Linked DNA regions of Mus musculus: all the other regions are linked to region 3. The links are chromatin loops, found by intact Hi-C in ENCODE. Cell type or tissue: heart. All regions are shown on one strand. Region 1 overlaps Wdr48 (WD repeat domain 48). Region 2 holds the start of Gorasp1 (golgi reassembly stacking protein 1). Region 3 overlaps Xirp1 (xin actin-binding repeat containing 1).

Evidence for each region. Hi-C counts contacts between places; a loop is a spot of excess contacts. Peaks named below come from ENCODE experiments on the same cell type or tissue, not always from the same donor. Only the 100,000 strongest peaks of a DNase experiment are listed, where the experiment ranks them.
Region 1: a loop joins it to region 3, with 2.3 times the contacts of the local background. A loop is called at or near these places in 2 of 42 quality-filtered maps.
Region 2: it touches region 3 in a loop (3-fold over the local background); 2 of 42 quality-filtered maps call a loop at or near these places.

The regions. Positions count from the first base shown.
Region 1 is chr9:119,909,710-119,917,709 of GRCm38, forward strand. It overlaps Wdr48 (WD repeat domain 48), which reads left to right. Exons shown (of 19, transcript NM_026236.3): 9 at 1,315-1,389; 10 at 2,658-2,760; 11 at 3,919-4,016; 12 at 7,017-7,124; 13 at 7,402-7,498. Among named protein-coding and RNA genes, the nearest start is that of Gm2449, 19 kb to the left of the region's middle. In heart, a CTCF peak has its summit at 3,904 (motif pointing right); no DNase peak of the experiment used is centred here.
Region 2 is chr9:119,933,337-119,941,336 of GRCm38, forward strand. It overlaps Gorasp1 (golgi reassembly stacking protein 1), which reads right to left and starts at 4,222. Exons shown (of 9, transcript NM_028976.2): 1 at 4,122-4,222; 2 at 1-6. The coding sequence starts at 4,181. It overlaps Ttc21a (tetratricopeptide repeat domain 21A), which reads left to right and starts at 4,270. Exons shown (of 29, transcript NM_028735.3): 1 at 4,270-4,414; 2 at 5,831-5,960; 3 at 7,080-7,190; 4 at 7,797-7,963. The coding sequence starts at 4,388. In heart, no CTCF peak of the experiment used is centred here; a DNase peak (open chromatin) is centred at 4,255; H3K4me3 peaks cover 1,711 bases; H3K27ac peaks cover 1,121 bases.
Region 3 is chr9:120,007,023-120,015,022 of GRCm38, forward strand. It overlaps Xirp1 (xin actin-binding repeat containing 1), which reads right to left. Exons shown (of 3, transcript NM_011724.3): 3 at 6,733-8,000. It overlaps Gm33800 (a long non-coding RNA gene), which reads left to right. Exons shown (of 4, transcript XR_871355.3): 3 at 3,985-4,086; 4 at 4,656-5,128. Among named protein-coding and RNA genes, the nearest start is that of Xirp1, 13 kb to the right of the region's middle. In heart, CTCF peaks have their summits at 998 (motif pointing right) and 4,775; DNase peaks (open chromatin) are centred at 4,199, 4,679 and 5,959; H3K4me3 peaks cover 1,331 bases; H3K27ac peaks cover 2,247 bases.

The DNA.
Region 1 (8,000 bases), 97 kb before region 3:
GTAGACACGTTGTGATATCTGAAGTACCTCTCTGGGGCATGGATAACTTCCTGTTGATAAATTCTAGTGATGCTGTCAGGCATGCTGCAGAGTTTGCCTGGCTCTTCTGCCCTGCTCAGGGAAGAACACGAGCAGTTAGGGTGTCAGTGAACAGATAAGCGCACGCCTTTAATCCTAGCATTCAGGAGGCAGAGGCAGGTGGATTTCTGAGTTCGAGGCCAGCCTGGTCTACAGAGTAAGTTCCAGGACAGCAGGGCTACACAGAGAAACCCTGTCTCGAAAAGCCAAAAAAAAAAAAAAAAAAAGGTGTCAGTGTTAAGGCCTCCGCCTCAGCACTGAGGAATGGGAGGTCTCCTGAAGGAGGAGAGCCAGTTGCATCAGAGTGCAAACACACTGCCTCCCAGCAGACCTGGGGGAGTCAGGACAGATGGGAAGCATCTGCCAGGGACACAGAGGAAGCAGCCATGGAAGAGACTTGGTCATGTGAGCACTGCAGGTGCTGGCAGCTCTTGGCTGTGGATGGCAATATAAAGCAGGCAGCCCCGGGTACCTATATGTTGAAGACAATCACTGAGAATTCCTGGTAGCCAAGAGTCAAGAAATGCCACTCTAGCTGCAGTCTCCTGATGTTAGAAGAAGAGTGGTTCCATTCGAGCATAAATATATGTCTTACATTCAATGTACAGCATTTTGAAAGGACCAGAGGGCATGTGGTGATGTGATCCTGGGAGCCTATCCCCCAGGGGTGGGCTAACTTCATATCCACTGTATTAGGATTTTTTTTTCTATAAGCATTCTCAAAAAAAGGAAGAAATTTATTTCCTCATTAAGAATGTAAGCTAAGCATGGTGGCCACCAAAGGCTAACTTCAAAGGCACAGCAAGAACCTATCTCAGAAAAGTGCACAGACACACACACAGAGTAAAAACTAGAATAGCAGAAGCAGAATGCTGCTTTTGTTTCAGAAAGTCCTTGTCCTTTTGGCTGTGCCCGCTTAGGTCTCAACAGTTAACCTCATTTAAAACTGTGAGCCAGCTGCACACGTGCACATACACAGGAGCAGCTGCAAGTAGCTTTCTGGTGGGAGGGTGCTCACCTACCATTCAGCCTCTCCAATTCTGCAAGACGCGACTCCTTTGGTGACTGCTTTCCCTGTGCGTCTACAGCTTACTGCTGCAAGCCTGGTGCAGGTGGTGTACAGGTGTTGACAAAGGAGTGATGTACCTTGATGTTTCACGTGCTAATAATTCACCTCTGGGCCAACAGCTCAGTTATCAGCCCTTGACAAAGAAGACTTTTGTGTTTGGTTTTTAGATGGAACTTGACAGATCAGCAGATCCCCCTCCTGCAATCTGGGTTGCAACAACAAAGTCCACAGTAAATAAGTGGGTAAGTGCATGACCGTGCTTGTGACAAGTCCGTAGACATGGTTGGCTTGCTATCTCAGACATGCCAGGTACCAGCAGCAGAGGTTCATTGTGGCCCCATCCACATTCCCATGGGAATGCAGGTGTAATCCCAAGAGTGGGAGTAACCCTGACATTGGTGGGCAAAATGAAGCTGCTTTTTCTTTGTTACCAGCTAGGATATGTGCTTGATGTACTTAGAACAGTGCTGCCTGACTAAACCAGTCAGTGTCAGACAGCTTCTGACCTTAAAATACTGCACCTGAGAATAGGCAGTCCAGCTGGACTCCTGCCTGGGAGACTGACAGATGGGAGTGCTGCATGTTCAAGGTCAGCCTGAGCTACATAGCAAGACACTGTTTCTGTTAAACACACAAAAAGAATGAAGCAGACAGTCCACATACCCATTTTTCTGAAGGTAATAGAACAGGAGGCTGGCTTCTGACTTCCTGCCTTTCTCCAAGTTGTGGAAAGCAGGGTCAGTAGATATAGATTGGGCAGTTAGGTCCTCATAGCACCAGCTCCTTACTTAAGGAGCTCAGCTTTCTTATGTTGCTGACTCTGGGAGCTAGGGGGAGGGAGGGTTTGTGTGCAGGTCAGCTTCACAACTTCTGTGAGTGCCTTTGTGTCTGTCAGTTACAATCTTAACTGGAATAGTGCCTTGCTTTAGGGCTGTCTTAGTTACTGTTCTGTTGCTGTGATAAAACGTGAAGGCACTTTACAACAGAAAGCATTGAATTGGGTACTAATCAGGAGATTAGTCCATGACCATCATGGTGGGGAATGTAGTGGCAGACAGGTATGGCGCTGGGGCAGTAGCTCAGAGCTCACAGCTGGTCCAGAAGTTGCAGGCAGGCAGAGTGTGGGCCTGGCATAAGCTTTTAAAGTCACAAGGTGCCCCTCAGTGACACTTTTGTTCCTACAAAATGACACCTCTTAATCTTTCAAAAATTCAAATATATGAGCCTGTGAGAGCCATTCTCATTCAGAGTACCACAGAGCCTTGTGGGTTTGCTCTTTGTTTGTTTGGGGATAGTTGTAAGTTTTTCTTTTTAAGAAAGCTCAACATTCTCTCCTTAAGACTTGTTGGGGATTTCTTGCTGGTTGACTCAGTGGCTTCCTGCTGTGATTGGGTATGTCTCATGTACCTGTGATAACTCAACATTTACTAGTTCTACAGCTATAACATTCTCAACTCTTGACAAGCCTGGAGAACATAAAATGCTGAAATTATTAATTTTGTTCCTTTAGACACTGAAGGGAATTCATAATTTTCGAGCCTCTGGTGATTATGACAATGATTGTACAAACCCCATAACGCCCCTCTGCACACAGCCCGACCAAGTTATTAAAGGTAAGAAGGCCCCAGGCAAGCAGACTTTAATGAGGTTACAGTTAATGAGCATGATGACTTTCAAAGTGGCGGCCTTTCTTTAAATGCAGTGCTGCTATAGACAAAAGCCCAGTAACCTGTGCTTGCTTTTAGCACAAGAAAATGATGGTAAGAGATGAGAAGGGTTTTTAAGAACGTGTTTGATGTATTCTTTGACTGCTTCTGCCATGTGTATCGCGCGTCGTCATCATCATACCTATTCCCAGGTCATCTCTTCTGGTCCCTTCACACCTCCTCAGCATGTCCCCTCCTACCTTCATGAGTGATTTTTAAATAACCGACTGGGTCCCATCAGTGCTGTCCATATGCACAGGAGTGTGGGGCCCACAGGCCACCTACCAGCAGTCACAAGAAATGAGTTTTTGATTGATTTTTTTTTTTTTAATTAATGGCTATTGGTGGTACAGATGAGGGCTTGCATGGGGTGCTTCAGTACATGCATGTATAGCGATGAGGTCCGTTCTCCCAGACCTAAGGGTTGCTTTCTGAGTGAGTGAGAACCTTGGTGCTCTGTGTGTCCGCCTGTGTCTGATGCACTGTCTTCAGCTGTTTGCTGCAAACAGGACAGGACACCTTTTGCATTCGGTATACAAAAGGGCTGCCTTTATAACTGTGTATTGTGACACTAGTCTCTTGTTCATATTCTACCCTACAACACAGTAGCCAGGGTAAAATATCTTTAATCTTGTCTGGGCACAAGCCAGATGTCAGCTTTAAAAGGGGGTGGAGTTGCGTTTAACGTTTGCACTTAGGACTAGAATCCTGCCTGACACATTGATCTGGAGCACTTAGCCACCTCCGGATAAGACACGGTTGAGGAGGTGCAGAGGAAGGGAAGGCTGGAGTAGAGGCCAGGCTGGCAGGCTGGCTCAGCACTTGCTGCTCAGTCCGCACAGCTCCGCTCCTCTCCCCAAAACCCACGTAAACAGAGAAGGGGAGGGGAGAACCAACTCCGTGACAGTGAGGAGTACTAGTCTTTTTTTCTTTTTTCTTTTTTCTTTAATATTTTTTATTACATATTTTCCTCAATTACATTTCCAATGCTATCCCAAAAGTCCCCCATACCCTCCCCCCCAGTCTTTTTGTCTTTTGCCAGTTGTTTTTTTTTTCCTCCTTTAGGGGGCGCTAGTATTATTCAGTGCCACATCCTAAATGACAAGCGACACATATTAACCAAAGATACGAATAACAATGTGGCGTACTGGGATGTATTGAAGGTGAGTGCCTGTTGTGTCCTCTGTTTCCCTTAGTTTTCCTCCTCTGTACATGATAATATTTATTTACAGTAATACTTTATTTGGAGGTGGATATTTTTGGATATAGGATGGTATGTATGGTAGTAGCTAACCTTTTTAAGCATGTAAACCATTTCCCTGGCCACTGTATTACAAATCATATCGAACACTGCTTTATTTTGGAAGGTTCTCATCATTATGCTATGGGCATTTAGGCTGGATCATTCACTGAGTGTAAGGAGAGCCATTCTGTCCTGTCCTTTCTTTTACAAAAGGGTCCCATGGTAACTGGGAGGATCCAGAAAAGCCCTAACCATCAGCAAAACTGCTTGACTCTTCCCAGACTGCGCCCTCCCCATCACTGAGTGTCTCCACGGTACCCAAGAGTCTTGCCATGCTGTGTCTCTAGTTAAACTAGCAGGCTGGGGCTGCCTGTGGTCCTGTTCCCTGGTCTTGCTCTGTTAGCTGCACTCAGTAGAACCCTGCTGTCTGAATGGGATAGAGTTCTATTTGGTGAGGCTCCAGGGTATGTGTGTCATGGTTGTCATCTCTACAAAAAACGGCTTCCCATGTCTGGATATGAACCTTGAAAGTCCTGAGGTCACATGATCTGGTATAATAAGCCTAACAGGGTAAAGAAGAAGTCAAGGAAGTTTGGGGACATGAAGGAGAGGGCAGAACTGTGTTCTAGTCTGTAGCCACATGACCTGCTGGACTTACCGAAACCTGTGGCCTCAACCCAGAAATGAGGGGAACCCATTCTCTGGTGATGTCAAGGACATATTTCAGAACCATGCAACACAGGGCTCAGCATATAGGAATCTGCTACAACGAGATGGGTGGGAAACAAAAGAAAGACAACGGAGACTGTGAAGGAGAGGAAGGCGTGAGGATGAGTCCTGCGCTTCTGTTGTGGACTGAAGTGATAGAGGCAGACGACGACAGCCCAGCTATCAGGAAAATGGTGCATGTGAGTTTATCTTGCTAGGTGGACACCTGTGCAGGCTATAAACACACAGCAGCCCTCAGCGTGGGCATTACAGATGATGTCTTGAGGATTGTCAGGATTTCCAAGAAGCAGGACTAGGAAGAGGGTAAACTGAGCCATCATTCTTGTCAAGGATTTTAGGAGGAGGCCACCAGTGTGTGAGTGATAAAGATGGGTAAGAAAACCAGAAGCCAGTGACAGCTCAAGGACAAGTGAGGGTTTCAGAAAGGAGCTGAGTTAATGAGAGCCATGAGAGTGGACTCTGGCACGAGCCCTGCAGGCAGGAGCCAGTGGGTTCAGTGTTAACGGCAATGAAGAAAGAAACTGTCTTGAAGTCACTGGATTACAGGAGTTAGGTAGAGAGGGGGGGTAGTTGGGAAAGGGTTAGGAGCAAGATCCAAGGAGAGGCTGTTTTTACTCTGTGGGCTGTGTGTGTGTGTGTGCGCGCGCGCTCAGGTGTGTTTAGGGTGGAAGAATTTGAAACTGTTTGACTATTCCTAAGAGGAATCCATTGGAGTGGGGACTGTCAGTATGTAAGTCTCCCAGGGAAGACCCGAACATAACCAGAGGGCACCTTTCCCCCCAACCCCTCTGGGAGGAGGAAAAAAGGGAGTTTCTGTCTAGGCTTGCTTACGTATTCACATGCACGCACACTTCCAGGTAGCAGTAATGGTCCAATTGTGGCTGGAGACAGTGATTTTATGGTGACAGATACAATGGAGATCTGAGGGGCAATATGCCATCTGTGACTGCATTTGAATGGAGCAGGGCTTGGGTTTCCAGAGAGTTAGGGGAAAATGGTCTGGGGGTGCCAGCTAGGACCAAGGAATATGTGTGTGGTGCAGTAAATGTCATAAGCTTCGGGAAATGGGCGTCTCCTGTGATTTGGGTATGTTACAGTGGTGTATGCTTTCCTTGGGACATTATGGAGCTATAGGATGCGGGAGAGGTCATGTTTACCTGTGAGGAGATTACTGGGGTACTAAAAGCCATGCTAGTGTTGAACTGAGCACTAGGGAGAAACTGTGTTGGTGTTCAGCACTAAAGAGCTATAAGTGGAAACTACCCTAGCACCAAAGATGCTTAAGATGTTTAAGGTTTTGGGGAAGTACTACATTTTTAGAATGAGAGGTGTTCAGAAGTCTTTTTTTTTTTTTAAGGATTGTTTAAATTGTGTATGTATGCCTGTTTTGCCTTCATGCATGTGTTTACCAGGTACCTACATAGGTCAGAAGAGGTAATTAGATTCCCTGGAACTGAAATTATATAGTTCTGAGCCACCATATAGTATTGTACTGGGAATTAAATTTGGGTCTTCTGCAAGAATAAGTGTTCTTAACCACTGAGCCATCCCTCCAGCCATAGAAGTATTAAGGTGGTCAGGAGAGGAAAGCTCTCCGTTAGTCCCTGAACCAGCTGTTGTCCGAAAGAAACTTAGCGCTCGATAAGCAAGCCCTTCTAACCATGTTTCTTGGTTACTTTTCTCCCTTTTGTTTTGAAATTTACTTGATGGTGCTTCTAGCTGAGTGTTAGAAACTTAGTATTAGAAAAATTAAATTACAGCCACATCCCCTAGAAAAGATTGTTTTCAGTTTTAAAAAGATGAAGCGGTTTTTTTTCTTTATGTGTATGAGCATTTGCCTGCACATATGTCTGTGCATCATACCTGTGCCTGGTGCCAGGGAGATAAGAAGAGGGCACCAGATTCCTGAACCTGGAGTAAGTGGATGGTTATGAGGCTGGTGGCCACTGCAGCTGAACCCATTTCCTCTGCAGAAGCAACAAGTGCTCTTAACCACTGAGCCATCCCTCCCCTCACTAATTTAATAGTTTGCTAGCAGGTAGTTATGTGAAAGCCTTAGAATAAAAGAAGTTAGCTATGATATTTTTGAAGTATATTTTAGAATTATTTAAGCAAATGTGAAATTTGGAAGAATGAAGTTTCAGCCAGTTGGTTCCTTACTTCATCCTGACCATTGTGCTTTCTTACGCAGGCATGCAAAGTGGAAGATTTGGGCAAAGTGGACTTTGAAGATGAAATTAAGAAAAGATTTAAAATGGTGTATGTTCCAAATTGGTTCTCAGTAGACCTAAAAACAGGGGTGAGTTAGGCAATCAGTATTTATGTGATTTTGGATAGTTGAAGATCCCCTCCATGTCCTGATTATTCTTAAGGAATTCGCTGTGTTTAAATGTGATATGTGCAGTTGCTTTGCCATCTTACTCTGCTGTCATTTAAGCCTGGCACTTGAGTAAAGCAAGCTGTAGCTGAATCCCAGGAGGCACGGCTTAGCCTTAGTCTGGTGTACGGATGCTGCAGGGTCAGGTGCTGGAGAGGAGGGGAGGGAGAGCGAGCTGCTGACACTGTGCCTCCAACAGATGCTGACCATTACCCTGGATGAGAGTGACTGCTTCGCTGCCTGGGTTTCTGCGAAAGATGCTGGCTTTAGCAGTCCTGATGGGTCAGACCCAAAACGTGAGTTAAGTGTCTTCAATTAAAGAAGGTGGCTGGTCATCTTTGGAAGTGCTCCCCACATCATGACTCTTACTGTCGTTTGTTTGTTTGTTTGTTTGTTTGTTTTGCTTCAAGACAGGGTTTCTCTGTGTAGTCCTAGCTGTCCAGGAACTCACTCTGTAGACCAGGCTGGCCTTGAACTCCGAAATCCACCTGCCTCTGCCTCCCGAGTGCTGGGCTGAGTTCTGGGTTTAAAGATGTACATCACCACTGCCCAAGCACATCCTGACACTGTATCTCACTAAGCACTCTTCTAAGAATTTGGTGTGTAACAATCCAACATGTGTACAAATACAAGGTTGCTGGCTTTAGGGGAGTATATCTGTGAATAACATCCTGTTATTTTGTTTTAAAGAATTGCTTAAGCCAGACATAGTGGCTCATGCCTGTAATCCCAGCCCTTAGGAGGCTTAGGTTGGGTAACTGCCATGAGTTCAGGACAGCCTTAGCTACAATGTAAAAC
Region 2 (8,000 bases), 74 kb before region 3:
TTGTACCTGTTCCAGAGCAGAGGTGCGTCACGGCCCAAGGAGCCCAGCCCCCACCCTGGACCAGTGGGAAGGTCTCACCTCCGCAGACTGCTCTGCTCACCCACCCCCCCACTCACCTCCTTCCCTGACATAAGTTTCCCAACCGTGATACGCGAATGCTTCCAGAAAGGACTCAGATAGCCCTGGAGTAAGGGGCACCTAAAGGATATCACCCCACCCCCACCCCAAAACTGGGATTGGGCAGGAAAGCCCAGACACGCAGGAGAAATGCAGCCAGACCTTGCTATAAGGGCTGGGCAAGGCAGCCTGTGGCCAGATTCTGAAGCGCCTAGACCCTGAGTAGCTGCCTAGCTCCAGTTGAGCAGGCAGGGACAGGCTGACAGTGAAGGAGAGCGGATCCCAGGGTCAGGACATGCGCTCAGCTGCACCCACCCCTGCTCTCGGTGCTCCCCACCCCTGCTCTCGGTGCTCCCTGCCCCTCTCAATTACTAACTTACTGCTGTCTCCAAAGTACAGCCAGCTCCCCCATCACAAGCTGTACCAGGAACACATCGCCAGGCCCCACCTACAGGGCCTTGCTCAAACAAGGCAACCTTTACCCCAGGTCCTGAACTCCAGAGATGCACCTAGGCCTTTGACTCAAGCCTTTTGCTATGAACTTCTTGGGCCAGGCATCAACCAGGCCCCAAGGTAACAGTGCCGATGACAGGGCACAGGACTCAGGTGACCTCAGATCCTAGATACCTACACTAGATTCCCCAAGCTGCAGAACTCTTCAGGAGCCTGAAGAGAACCAAGTGTTACAGGTGCCTTTAGTTCAAGGCCAGTTTGCCCCGGCATAAAAACTCCCGGACAGCAACAGCAACTGAGTCCCTGAGTGGCACTTGCTAGAGCTGCCACGGCCTCTAGTGGGAGTGGGCCTATGGTGGGGGCTTGGCCAAGTCCAAGGGCAAGCATTCCTGGACTGTTTGGGGACTCCTAGTCCTGCTCCATCCCTCAGGGGTCCCTGCTTCAGGGTTCCTTTAGTTCTCAACCTTCCCAATGCTGTTAACCTTTTATACAGTTCCTTGTGTTGTGCTGACCCCATAAAATTGTATTACTACTTCATAACTAATCTTGCTACTGTGCTGAATCATAATGTAAATGTCTGAGTTTTCCTGTTACAGGACACTTAACACACTGTGGACCCCGAGACTGTGTTAATTTACCGGAAAATCTGCTTTTAGTTGTTGTGTGACTCAGCCTTGGCACACACCTTTAATCCGAGAGCTTTCTGCTTGAATATTATAAACAGGATTAAATACAGCCAACCAAAGGTTAAGAGGTAGAACAAGCAACCAGTTGACATGACCTGGGCATAGGATTATTTAGACTAAGATGGGGTCAGGAGGTTGGACAGAGAGATACATACGAAGTAGGAAAGGATATTCGGTTTGAAAGAGGTTTTTTGAGACAGTGTGAGAGGGCATTGCTGCTGGGGCCAAGGCTGAGGGAGAAGGTCAGCTGGGTACTTTCTCTGTCTCTCTGAGCTAGCAGGGTTTCACCCCAGCATCTGGCTCCCAAGTTTTCATGGGTAAAATTGAACAATCGAGATTTTGTTTAAAAAAAAAAAAATTCCAATGGTCTTAGGCAACCTCTGTGAAAGAGTCATTCAAACCCAAGTTCCACTGACCTCTACACACGCATGCCATTTCACACATGCATGAGTGTGTGTGTGTGTGTGTGTGTGTGTGTGTGTGTGTGTGTGTAAAACATGTCACCCCTCCACTTACAATGTCCCAACAGAGGCTGGACTGCTCTTGTAGAGAACCTAGGTTCAGTTCCCAGCACCCACAGGGTGGCTCGCAACCATCTGACTGCAATCCCCTTATCTGACCTCTGTAGACACCAGACACAGTGTACATACATACATACATACCTTAAACATAAAATGAAAATAAATCTAAAAACAACAACAAAAATCCTCCACAGCTCCATATAATAAATATCAAATAAAATAAAATGCCAAGTCTAGGACCTGGAGAAGGAGCTCAGTGCCGTTGCTGTGTGGTTAAGATTTATGTAGCCGGGCAGTGGTGTCGCACGCCTTTAATCCCAGCACTCAGTAGGCAGAGGCAAGTGTATCTCTGAGGTAGTTCCAAGACAGCCAAGGCTTAAAAAAAAAAAAAACCCTACCTTGAAAAAACAAAAGAAAATTTTGTGTTCATGTGTGCCAGGGTATACAGATGCCCTGTGTGTATGGGGTGGGGAGGTGCCTATGGAAGTCAGAAGAGGACCCTGGGTCCCCTGGAGCTGGACTTACGGGCAGATGTGGACAACCCAATGTCATGACCTTCAGTTTGTGCATGCATGCACGCACACGCACATAATACCAAGTCACCCTGGGCTTCCTAGAAGTCAAGTGTCCGTGACTGCTGAGCCATCTCTTCAGCTCACTGTGTATGTTTTTGAGATAAGAGCCTTGATGTATAACTTAAACTGGCCTCAAACTTGGGAGTCCTCCTGCCTTTGCGTCTAATGCTGGTATTCCAGGGATGAGCCACCACATCCTATTCCACATAGCTCTTTATGGCCTTCCTTCTCCCCTGTTTGATTTCCAAATATGAGTACTTTGTCTACCATGTTATCTCTAGTGCCTGAAGCTCTGCCTGGCATAGAATATATATTCAAAAACATGTCTATAGCTAGGTATACTCGTGCACATTGTAATCCTGGGATTCGGGAAGTATCAAGAGCTCAAGGCCATCCTACATCAAAAACAGCCGGGCAGTGGTGGCACACACCTTTAATCCCAGCACTTGGGAGGCAGAGGCAGGCAGATTTCTGAGTTCAAGGCCAGTCTGATCTACAGAGTGAGTTCCAGGACAGCCAGGGCTACATAGAGAAACCCTGTCTCAAAGAAAAAACAAGCAAACAAACAAAGGGACTGGAGAAATAGGTCAGCAGTTAAAAGAGCCTATTATTCTATCAGACGACCTGGGTTGAGTCCCCAGCATGCAAGTGTGACAGCTCCCAAATGCCTATAACTCCAACTTAAAGGGATCTAAAACCTCTGGTTTGCACACTCGTGTGCACAAACAAAAACAACACACACACCAAAAACACATCTCTGTAACGGGTCCTCATCCTCTGACCTGATCAACCTGTCCCCCTTTAACCAGCCCCCCTTGCCTTCACTCCGTCCACCACCCCCACCACCTCACTTCCCTCAGCCCTTGTGCAAAGATCCCAAACTCCTGACTTCCCGTGAACCTGTTTTAAAACACCCCCGGTTGGATGCATCCCAATGTCTGCCAACCCCCAAGCACAAATCTTGTCACTTTGATCTGTAAAGCCAATGTGGCTCTCCAGCTAGAAACCGCTTCCCTAGCCCTGACTCCAGACTTCCTTTGACATAGACCAGAGAGGCATAATGGCTCAGGAGGCAGGCGCACGCAGATGGATTTCTGTAGGTTCCAGCCCAGTCTAGCCTACATAGCAAGTTCCAGGCCAGTCGGGGATACATAATGAGACACCCACAAAATAAATAGATAGATAGATAGATAGATAGATAGATAGATAGATAGATAGATAGATAAGATTTAAGAGGAACCGAGAAAGAGCAGCTGAGAGTTTAACAACAGCTTGAACTAAGTACCAAGATCCTGTCTGAAGGAATGAAGGCAGGCAGGCTGACCCAACAGCCAGACAACCTGACAAACCTGCCCGCCTCCACACAGCTCTGCATCTACCTGCTTTTCAAAGGGGCAAAACAGGGGAGCTGAGTTCAAAGATCTTTCTATCCCCAACTCCATACGGCGTTCTTTATCAACCAGACTATACTTCCCAGCAGCCTGTTCGCTCGTACCTCCCTGCAAGTGACACGTAGGGCCCCATCTAGGTCTCGGGATGTTTCACTCTGGGGTCCCAATGCCCACCCTGGCTCCAGTCATTCTGGCCACTTCACCCCCTCTTCAGCAGCTTTCCCAAAGCCCACGAGCTCTCCCAGCCCCTTGCAATGCTCCTTAGAGAAGGGGCCTCGGATCTTGGACGCGCTGGGCCTCGCAAGGCATGCAGGGAGGTCACTGCAGGCCTCGGGGCTGTGCAACCCTCCCTGGTGATCTTCCACCACCCCGGCTCACCCCGTGCAGATGGAAGCCCTCGCCGCCCGCCGGCTGCTCGCTGCTTGCCCCTAGCCCCATGGCCGCCCTCTCCCGCTGCTGCGTGGCCTAGTCACGTGGGGCCAGGCCACGCCCTCCCGGATGTCACAGTTCTTAGCAACAGGCCAGCAGCCAGGTTGCCAAGGACGCGCGCGCCTTAGACTTCCGGCCGTGAGCTGGGCTGCGAATTGGGCGGCCAGAGCTGGGAATCCCGCTCAGCCGGTCATCACCTGAGCCGGGCTGCAGCCATGAGCAGCGATGACTCCTCTCTCATGGTGCGTGAACTCTGGGCCGCCTGCGCTCGGGACTACTTCTGCAGTCAGGACTGCTGCCCTGGGCTAGCTCTCTGCTCTCTGACCATTTCTGCTCTGGGGTTACCTTTCTGCTTTCTCTGGCCATCTGCCCTTGGGCCACCCTCTGCCACACCATCCACCCTGCTGCCTGCCCTCTGGCCATCTCTACTCTTAGGCTACTTCCACCCCCCAACCACCTCTACCCCTCTGTTCACTACTCTGGCAGCTTCTAGAAGTCCTTCCATCTTCCTCAGCTCCCTAACCAAAGCATTTCCCCTCAGTGTCCTCTGCACCCCTAGCCTCAAATTAGCACCCAGACCTGATCCTATCCCCCAAACCAATCCGTGCCTGTCCATTATCGCATCTGCCTCCCACCTAAGCCATCTGTGTTCCACTGCTATGAGGTCTATGCCCACCTCCAACCCTGTTCCTAATCTAACGAGAAGTGTCAGCTTCCAAAGTCTCCAGAGCCACCATGTATCTCTCCCTTAGACACCTCTGGCCTGGTTTCTCTACTTGGGCTCTTTGCACCAGCACTACTGCCTGGCATTACCCATGTGCCACCTGCAGCCACCCACACATCACTGCACGCAACAGCCAGAGTCATTTCTTTAGAATATCATTTGAGGTAACTGGGGATCTGGCTCAGTTCCTAGAATATGCACCAAGCCCTGATAGCCATAAAACAGGTGTGGTGGTAGGTGCCTTTAATCCTAGCACCGGAGAGGTGGGGAGGGAGGGTCAGAAACTCACCATAGTTGAGTTTGAGGCCAGTCTGGGATACATGAACACCAGGCTCTGCCAAAAGTTTTAAAAATCTGAAAACTTCACTCCCCTACTTAAAGCCATTCGAGCTGGTTCCTGTTGATGACCCTGTCTGACGTCTAGGCTCTTTCAAATGGCCCATGAGGCTTTTACGACCTAACCACATCTATCCCCAACTCAACACCCACAAACCTTAGAGGAAGTGAGCTTTTGCTTTGAAATCTCAGCCCCAATTACTGTGTGATCTCCATGGGCTGTGTCTCCCTGGGCTTCAGCTTCTTTAGCTGTGAAAGATACCAAGATGTGTATAGCGGAGGACATGGAGACCCTGAAAATGACCACTCCTCAGTCCCCTTCCTTCCCAGCCTAGGATGAGCCTGACTTGAAGCTTACATGGTGTATTGACCATCCCCCAGTCACCTAAAACCTCTGCCGTAGCCAAACTCCCTGGAGCGCCTTCCTTCCCAGGGCTGCAGAAGGAGAAGGCCAGGCCTGAATGCTGCCTCTCCCTTCCTGTTTGTAGACGTGAGAAGGAATGGGTCACCTCAACAGGAGTGGGTCTCACCCCATCGTGACCAGAACAAAGATGGAGGGACGGGAGCTATGGCAACCATGTTCTTTCTTTTCATGCAGGCTTCGATCATTTACTACAGCCAGGAAAAGTACTTCCACCATGTGCTGCAGGCTGCGAATGTGGGCCTAGAGAGGTACAGCAGCGACCCAGCCCTGCAGTTCTTCAGAGCGTATGGAATCCTTGGGGAAGGTGAGGCATTATTCCTACCCCAGGGGGAAACATCCTAGCTTTTATCTTCTAGCAGCATCTGGATGCCAGCTTCTAGCTATGTTCCCATGGAAACACCCCTGGCCCTCCCAGCCCCCCCCCATTAATGAACAGAAACCTGTAAAGTCTATATATCAGGTTAGCTTTTGAGATCGTGTCTCACTGCCCCCTGCCATGAGGCTCAGTATCCCTATCTATAAAATGGGTTGTTAAGAGAGAGAAGGCTAGGACTGTTTAACCCGTCTCGGGCTTGGAAGTTGGATCTGGAGGAAAAGAGAAGTGGGAGGTGTAAGCACTGGAAGGTTCAGATGTGAGGGAGTGGGGCTTAAACAGAGCCTGGGTGCTGAGAACTGTCCAAGCACCCTGTAGCTAACATTAGGGACATGTGGGATAAATGTAATCGGTAGGCCTTGAACAACCAGGTGGGAGTGCTCGGTCCCTCCTCAAAACTGACTCCAGTCCCTCTAAAGTGCCCAGGCTCGCTCTCAGGCACATCTCTAGGTTTCAAGTTTCTCAACCAGTCGGCCAGATGTAGTGGAGCACATGGGAGGCGGAAGCGGGAGGCTCTGGAAGTTCGACATTACCTTAGACTGTGTATCAAATTTCAAGTGCCCGATATACAAAAGAACCTTTCTCAAAAACAAAATAGAAAGTGGGGGCTGGAGAGATGGATCAACGGTTAAGAGCACTTGCCGCTCTTACAGAGGACTCTGATTCCATCCCCAGAATCCACGAGGCAGCTCTCGTAACCATCGATAACTCCGGTTCCTGTGGATTTTACGTCCTCTTCTGGCCTCCTACACACACATAAAATATTTACATTATTTATCAAACAAGGCAGATGGTGCCTAAAGAAAATCAGTTAAGTCTGTCCTCTGACCGGCACGCACAGGTACACACATGGACCTCCCCTTGCTGGCCCCGACCATGGTGGCAATGGCCTTCAGAGACCTTCACCCTCCAGGAAATGCAGGCCCCCCGAGGAGCTTTTGCATCAGACTGTGTTCTGGATTTCGTGTGTGAAAGCAGGCAGCGACCAACAGGAACCCTGTGTCGTGTGCCTGGAGCCCCAGGATCAGACTATGTACATTCTTTCTGCAGACCACATCCACGATGCCATCAGCGAGCTGGAAGGCATCCAAAGCCACCCAGACACGTCCCTGTGCGCGGTCATCGCCCTGCTTTCTGCTCACAAATCCTGCGACACCATCGGTGAGCGTGGCCATGTTTGGTAGACTGGGCCCCAAGGGGAGGAAAAGCCACTGCAGGGACACAGGCTTGCAAGAGTCGTTGAAGAAGGCACCCACGCACAGGCGACTTAGATCTACTGTTAGCCAGCCAAAACAGGCTATCCCTCACCCTCACCCCACAGGCCTCTGAGAGGGCCTAATGTCTGAAGCCAACAGAGAGGGAGCAGGCAGAAAGCATGACAAAAGGGACCATCTCCCCAGACCAGGAATCTTGAAAACATCTTCATTCCTCACCAAGATAGTTTTAAAAATAAATAAACCCAGCCATTCTAATTGTGCCCCCAGTCTGAGGTCTCTAGGGAGTCAGAGAGAGGTGCTAGTGGAGACTTCCATCTCTCACTCAGGATGGACTGTGAGCCTCAGTCAGGAACTCAGGGTTAGTCCGTCTGCTTGACACCCTGGTGGACATGGGGTGGGGTGGGGCCTCCCGGACAGTAAACTGCGCTCAAGTATACACAACTCCAAGGATGTGGGCAGCGTCGCTGGTGCAGAGAGGGTACAATGCATCAGAAGAGGACATCCGCTCCTCACTCCTCACTCCTCCTCCTCCTCCTCCTCCTCGATGTAGACATAGAAGCAGTTCAGGAACTGGAGAGCAGCTTGAAGGAAATTCGCAGGTCAGCCAGCAGCACTGCTCTGTACTACGCCAGCCTCTTCCTCTGGTTCATGGGTCACCACGACAAGGCCAGGGAGTATGTTGACCACATGTTGAAGGTCTCCAGCGGCTCCAAAGAGGTACAGGAGGGTGTCAGCCGCGGCCAAGCAAAGCAGC
Region 3 (8,000 bases):
TAATTAAAAAAAAAACTCTAGTTGATTGCCATCTTAAATACAATTAAGAGGTTCATCATCGGTTTGATGGAATTTAGAAACACCATAGGAACAAACTTGTGGTGCCTCAGTGAGGGAAGGCTGGGGTGAGAACATGGTCTCTGTGAGCAAGCGAGCGAGCAGCAGTGTTTCCTGCTCTCTGCTTTCTGACTGTGATTAGCAGTCTCAGCTCTGCTGTGACTTCCCTACCATGATGGACGGACGGACGGCAGCACTCCCAACCAACCAGGAAAATGTAAGGGCTCCCTAAAGCTGTTGCTTCAAGTGTTTCTCACACCCAGGAGAAGTGAGTAGCTGCATCCTGTGATGCTCTGACAGACAAACCTTTATTCCTTGTAAAGTAAAAAAACCTTGTACCTACTGTGTATCAGGAGTCATCCCTGGCACAGGGATGTATTCTTCACAAAGGTGGCATTCCAGCGAGGAGGGGCTGGCGGGGGAGAAGGCACTTGCCAAGGACGTAGCACATTCTGCAGTTTTGCCTCTTTCTCATCAAAAGGTGCTACCCATCACCACCTGCCCTGTTCCCTTTAATCTGGAAAGATTCGTGACGACTTTATAATCCACAGACAGAGCTTTATTCTTAGGGAATCAGAGTGCAGCTTCTGCTTGCCAGGTGGGCCACAGGCCTAGAGCCCTGATCTGTGACACAGCCATGCTTTGAGGAAGGTTACACGGAGAGCAGACGTCCTCCATGTTCCAGGACAGGGGGAAAACCATGCTTCTCCGGTTGTGTTCCAACTCCTGGAGTCCACATCATGTCCACATGACGTGGGTATCACCCTGGAACTAGTTAAGCTAGAGTTTAGGAGGTTTCCAGTGCAGAAATTGTGCCTGTGACACTAGCATGCACCAGCAAACACAAAGGGCAAGACCAGTTAGTGTTTTGAAGGATTCATGTATTCATTTTAAGTTTATGTGCATGTATGTGTGCAGTGCTCACAGAGGCCAGAAGAGGGCATGCTTGTAGCTCCTGAAGCTGAAGTTACAAGCAGCTTTGAACCGCCCAGTGCAGGTGCTGGAAAGAATTCAGTCTTTGGCAAAAGCAGTAAGTGCTTTTGCTTTTGTTTTGTTTGTTTTGTTTTTTGATACAAAGTCTTTCCTGGCTGTCCTGGAACTCACTCTGTAGACCAGGCTGGCCTTGAACTCAGAAATCCACTTGCTTCTGCCTCCTAAACGCTGGGATTAAAGGCTTGCACCACCACTGCCCAGTGATACAAAGTCTTTTTATGTAGTCCTAGTTGTCCTAGAGCTTGCTATGTAGTTCAGGTTAGCCTTGAACTTGCAGAGATCCTCCTGCCTCTGCCTCCTGAGTGCTGGGATTAAAGGTCTGTGCTACCACTGCCAGTGCAACAAGTGCTTTTAACATAAGCTGAAATACTGAGCTATCATTTCTCGAGCCCCTCATGTGTTTGTGTGTGTGCACGCACATGCACAATTTTTTTAAGTTTTAAAGATTATGTATGTATGTATGTATGTATGTATGTATGTATGTATGTGTGCTCTATTTGCATATATACCTGCATGCCAGAGGAGGGCATCAGATCAAATTATAGAAGGTTATGAGCCACCATGTCGGTGCTCTTAACCATCTCTCCAGTCCCCCTTGCACACACACATGCAATTTTTTTTAAAGCTCAAGGCCAATTTTATTAGAGTTTACAGCTGGCCCAGAGTAGGCCAGCTGTAAATGTTGGCAGAGGCCTGGAAGAGGAGAATGGTGGAGAAGAAATGACCACATCATTTTAGCTGGCATGGAAGTCAGACACATGGTGAGGATGGGGCTTCAAATAGAGAGCGTGGGAGTCAAATGTTGGGGAGAAAACCCAAGTGCTGTGGGAAGCATGCTTAGAGAAGAGATAAACCAGCATGATGGCTCACACCTTTGGTAGCCTTACTAGGGAGGCAGAGGCAGGCAGAACTTTGTGGGTTCCAGGCTAGCCTGGTCTACATAGTGAGTTCCAGTTCAGTCAGGGATAGAGAACAAACCCTGCCTCAAACAAACAAGCAAGCAAACAAAAAAACCCACAACAAAACAATAACAACAGTAACAAAAAGAAAAAGAAAGAAAGAAGAGAGGAAGAAAGAAAAGCTACACAGCCTTGGTTCTGTGGTTCTGCAGCCCTGCAGCCGGGCAGCTCCTGCCCTCAGTTTATAGGCTGATGGGTTTTAGGGAAAACCTGACAAGACATGGAAACACAGAGGAGGTCCTTCCTGTTTAGATGGGTGGAAAGGGCTGGGCGTGTGGTTAACTTTTCCAGGGGAGACATGAACATAGTAACAATCCCACCCAAGTCTGACTTGCAAGACAAATGAGTTTATTGGACTAACTTCCAGAGCACAGATGAGAGTTACTCACTGCAGCGTGGGTGACACTGCATCATGGGAAAGTCCCGCCTAGTAGTGAATCCTGAGCTCATGGGAGCTTCACCTTGGAGTCCCCCTCTCGGTATATTCTCTTATAATCCAGAGACCCGCAGCCTGGCATAGGGAGAAGGAGGGGTCATGGCTGGAATTCTGGGTGAAGTTCCCTGGACCTTAGGCAGTCTCCTTCTAAGGAAAGTTAACTGCTCCATTAAAGTACATTTATCACTGTATTGTTTTGCTCAATGAGTTGCCATGGCTACCAACCCAAGGTAATTTGTACTCCAAGGTGGTGGTAGTGGAAGATTGCTATGCCCCGAGGAAAGACCGCACCACAATATTCCTGAGGTGGACAGCCTTTCAAGAGGGAAGTTAGGTTGAGATCAAAATGGAGGATTTCAATGAAGATCTGGGAGAGGAAACTTCCAGAAAAAGGATAGATGGAGAGGATCAAGGTCCTGGGGCAGGAACCAACCAGTGTGTTTTATGACTGGAGGAGGAGGGTAAGGAGGAGCTGGGGCCTGGGGGGGTTATAGAAGAATGTGGAGAGGCAAGCCATTCTGGTCTTACAGGCTACAAGAGAGTTTAGATTCCAGACCTAGTAACCTGGGCAGCCAGGGGATTGCATTAGGGAGGAGAGGTGTGTGTGTACCTGTGTGCGTGTGTGCGTGCATGCATGCACTTTGAACCCAGGGCCTTGAACATGCTAAGCAAATACCTTTTTTGTTTGTTTTGCTTTTGTTTTGTTTTGAGACAGGGTTTCTCTGTATAGCCCTGGCTGTCCTGGAACTCACCTTGTAGACCCAGCTGGCCTTGAACTCAGAAATCCGCCTGCCTCTGCCTCCCAAGTGCTGGGATTAAAGGCATGCGCCACCACCGCCTGGCGGCTAAGCAAATACTTTACCACCAAGCCGTATCTCTAGACTTTTATTTTTGAGACAAGATCCCATGTTATCCTGGCTGGCCTGGAACTCACTATGTAGACCAGGCTAGTCTCCAATTCACAAAGATCTGTCTGCCTCCCAAAGAAGGGAAGGATTAAATGAGTGAGCTAGCTTCTCCTTTTAAAACTTTAAAAAAATACATAATTATGTATATTTGGCTTTTTGAGACAAGGACCTACTATGTAGCCAGACTCTTCTCAAACTGGCATAATATTTCGCCTCAGCTTCCCAGAGACTGGGGTCACAGGTGTGAACTACTCTAACATTTAAAACTAATTTAAGAAATGTATTGTTACTGGGGCTGGAGGCATGGTTCAGAGGCTGAGAGCTTGCACTGCTTTTCCAGAAAATGGAGTTCAGTTCTTAGCACAGACGGCAGTCAAAATACACACATTCGCATCACCAATGATAAAAAATTTCAATCTTTTATGATTGTGTGTGCATGCTGTGTGTGGGTAGGTGAGGATGTCGCTTGCTATGTGTGGAGGTCACCGGATAACTTTGTAGATTCTCTGCTCTCCACTTTTACCTGCATTCTGGGTCGGACTCAGGTTGCCAAGCTTGCACCATAGGCGCCTTTATCAGCAGAGCTATCTGGCTAGTAAAGGCCCTTAACATTTTGCTTGCTTTGATATAGAGCATCATACTGGGGAGGCAGAGACAGATGAAAGCGGGAAGCAGAGGACGAATTCCAGACGCTGGCAAGGACAGAGCATCGAGGGACCAGGCGCCCTCCCGGGTGAGCCCCGGAACCGGCATCCGTTTGGAATCTGGGAGGGAGGCTCCGCGCGAGGGCTGGCCGGGACGGCGCGTCCTGGCGCCCGGCGTCTGCTCGCAGAGCCAGCCCTGGCAGCACGCCTGCCGGGCGTTTCCTGGCAACCAGCCACCGCCTGAACGTTCCGAACTCTACAGCCCGCGACGTCACCGTCACCTTGACGACGGCCGTGGGAACACGCCCCGTCGGCACCGGGGGCGGGGTCTGAGCGCTGCGCGCTCTGCGCGTGTGGAGAGGGGCGGGGCCTGGGCAGGTGCGAAGGCAGGTGCGGCTGCAGGTGTGAGCGGGGCGGGGCGGGGCGGGGCGGGGCCTTCTGCACCCGCCGCTCTGCAGCAGCGCTCACCCGCCCCTTCTGCTCCGGTTGCTCTGCAGCAACGCATCCTAGACCACCCAAACTCAGCTTGCCCTTGCGGACTGACCTTGTTTTTCACACACAGTTTTCTGTGTAAAATGACCTAATCTGCTTATATATTTGTCTCTGTCAGTCCTGTGAGGTCAAGAATGAATTCTGCCTTGTTCATCTCTATTTTTAGCACCCTGTACAGATCCTGGCACGAAGCGCTATTGAATGCCAGTAGCGTGAATCCACAGATTGACTCAATCGTTTCGTTCATTTGTGTGCTCGTTTGACTAGATGAACAACACCGGGCACACGCCCCCTGCAGGTGAGGAAGGAGATATTAAAAAATATTCCAGAAGGCTGTGGTCACATGCCCACGGATTCCAAACCTTGAGAGATAGAGGCAAAATCAGGGGCTGAAGATCATCTTCAGCCACAGAGCAATTTTGAGGCCAGTCAGTTTGATACAAGATCCTCAAAACCGAATAAAATAAGAAAACAAAGCTACTGGGCCGGGTGGTACACACTTGTAATCCGCAGTACAGATGGGTGAGGGGCAGGAGATTACAAAATCGGGGCTAGCTTGATCTTCAGGCTAAGTTTCAAGACCGTGTCTCAAACTTTAGAAAACAAAACTCTCTCCTAAATTGCAGTACTAAGAATGAATGCCAGCCAACTTTTTTTTTTTTTTTTTTTTCGTGACAGGGTTTCTCTGTGTAGCCTTGGCTGTCCTGGAACTCACTTTGTAGACCAGGCTGGCCTCGAACTCAGAAATCTGCCTGCCTCTGCCTCTCAAGTGCTGGGATTAAAGGCGTGTGCCACCACGCCCGGCTTTATTAACACTTGTTAATTCACAGTGTTCACAGGGTTGTTCCACCATCACACCCATTGACAGATGAGGACGTTGAAGAGAACACTCCTGTGTGTTAAGTTGCTGGGCCCAGTGGTCAAGTGAGAGCCTGTGGAAGGTGTAGGAGAGAGACAAGGTGGGGGAACATGCAGTTACCTGGTACAGGTGTTTTATCTTTTGTGGTATTGAGAATTGACTTACTAGGAGCTTGCATGTTAGGTGAACAAGGTGCCACTGAGTGTATACTCACTTCCACACTTTTGTTTTAGGCAGTGTCTCCTTATGTAGCCCTGGCTAACCTAAAATTTGCTTTGTAGACCAGGCTGCCCTTGAACTCGCAGAGACCTGTTGCCTCTGCCTCCTTAGTGCTGGAATTAAAGAGGTGCACCAGCATACCTGGCTCTCACACCCTTTCTTTTGAGACAGTCTAATGCAGCCCAGGCTGGCCCTCAAACTTACTAGTTGCTAACAGTGACTGTGAGCCTCCTGACTCCTCCTCCGAAATGCGCACACCACTCACCCTGAGTTCTGTTCTCTTGACATTCAGATGTCAGATGTTTCTTCCTTAAGGAGGTCCGCCCCTGCCACCTCTCTGAGGCTATTCTTTGTCATGGTCACACTGCCATGATTCATGACTCATGCCTTCTGAGTGGAAAGTTAGGCACTCACCCTCTTTCTGATGTCATCTTTCTTGTCTCTCCTCCTCATGTTAAAAGTCAGTCTCCTCAGACAGCACCCCACGGGATCTTGCTGTCATCCCTGTGACCTACAACGGACCTGGCATAGAAGGTTCAGTGGTTTCTGAGAGAGAGGGAGAATGGTTTTCACTAAAATCATTGCATTTTCTAGCCAGGATCTGATCGCTCCCTCCCTAAGAACACCCCCTGCTTGGCACACAGTACCTACCCTCTGTGAACAAGAAATGGCTGGGCCACTCTGGGCATGGGAATTCTAGTGGGAATGCTCCCACCCCTTTTGCCTCGAGGTACGGGGTGGCTGTCCCATTCTGGGCCAGGATTTTAGGAATTTGCCCTGGAATGGCATCTAAGAACATCAGGAGGGAGGCAGAGATGAGGGGGCAGCAGCGTGTAGGTCTGTGGCGAGTTGATGCCTGTGGTACACATCTGCGTGTGTATACATATGTATTAGAGCGGCATATGGCGTGTGTATGCCTGTGGTGTGCATATGTATGTGTGGTATGTGTATCTGAGTGTGTAGATAAAGTATGGTGGATGTGTGTACACAAATAACCCAGAGCAGGGAAGTGGGCGGGGCCTTTCTGTTTTCTGACGTACTGTTGGGGAATGCTGAAGCTTTAGCCTTTGTATTGCCCCAGTCAAGGCAGACACCTGGTGATCATGACTGCATTCCCTGGGAATGCAGACTCTGGGGCAGCACATACACAGTCGGACACACAAAATAGGGAATCTCTTTTGGGTTTATTTTTGGGTCATTTTTTCCCATTCGGGGTGCAGAGTGGGGGTGATGGGGTCAGGAAGGGTCGTGTATTCAGCTTCTCGGAACACTATTGACTGCTAGTGCGCTCTCTGCGCCCTTTGGACCACTGGCGATGAAGAGGCAGGCACCCGGGTTTTTCTGGAGCCTTTAGTCCAATCTCAAACAGAGAGCAGTGTCATGTCCAGTTTGCTCAGCCCCGGGTCCTCACCAGGGATTAAGGCAGCCAGATTCCATAACCAAAGAAAAAGGCTGGCTATGGAGGGACACAGTGCAGGGTGACCCTCCAGCTCTAGGCAATGAGGTGCAGGCTCACATGTGTGAGTGTGAGCTGGGCTAGTGTGGGCTAGTTCTCCACAAGCACCTGTCAGGTCCTGTCCCTCCCATCCGGCTTTCCTGTGGATGGCTGCTTTATGTTTCTTGCCTCTTTTCCAAGAACTAACAAGGCAAACAGCCCTCGTGAGCTCTCTGAAGGCCACGTTTTTTTCTTGGTCCTTGTTCCACATGTGCTGGAGGTAGGCCCATGACTCAGTCCTGGGGGAGCTCTGGGAGAGGTACCCAAGACTGGTGGGAGACAGAGGGGCTCACTGGGCAGCCGGGTGGAAGTTGTTACAGGGAGTCCATGTTATCTCAGCTTCTGCCAGGTCACTGTTGAGCCTGGAGGGGCTGTGGAGTAACTGCCTTAGCATGGGAGAAGTGTGCAGGCAGAGCTGGGGTCTGGGGTCCGTCAGTGGGTCTGCGTGCTGGGTGATGGTGGTGGAGGAAGTGAGGACTGTATTCCCAAATTGGTCCATCTCCTCATACTGCTCGGTCACTGTTCTCATGGCTCCATAGGACTTGGAGGTAGTTGACCCAGTCTGGAATTCCAGAACATTCTTTGGCTGCCCTGTGAGCACAGCGCCCTCGATGCACATCTCCTTTGTCCCAGCCTGATCCTGGATATCTCTCTGGTAGAGCAGGGCTTGACCTATGTCCTGACCTAGGTGTGTATTTTTCCCTGAGATATAATGGCTTCCCTGAGGGCTAGAAGCTTCCGGAAGCTTCTTTGTAGCTGATTGGACTGAGATGAAAGTTGGAGAGGAGGATCCTGTGCAGGGAGGAGAGACTTGTAGGAGGCCAGGCTCGGCTCCTCTCAGTGTCTCCAGCCTCCTGGAGGGCAGGACGTTCACTGCTGCCTGGCCTCTGGCCTCTGCGTGATTTCTCATCTTGTCCTCAGGATGGCTCTCGGCCTTT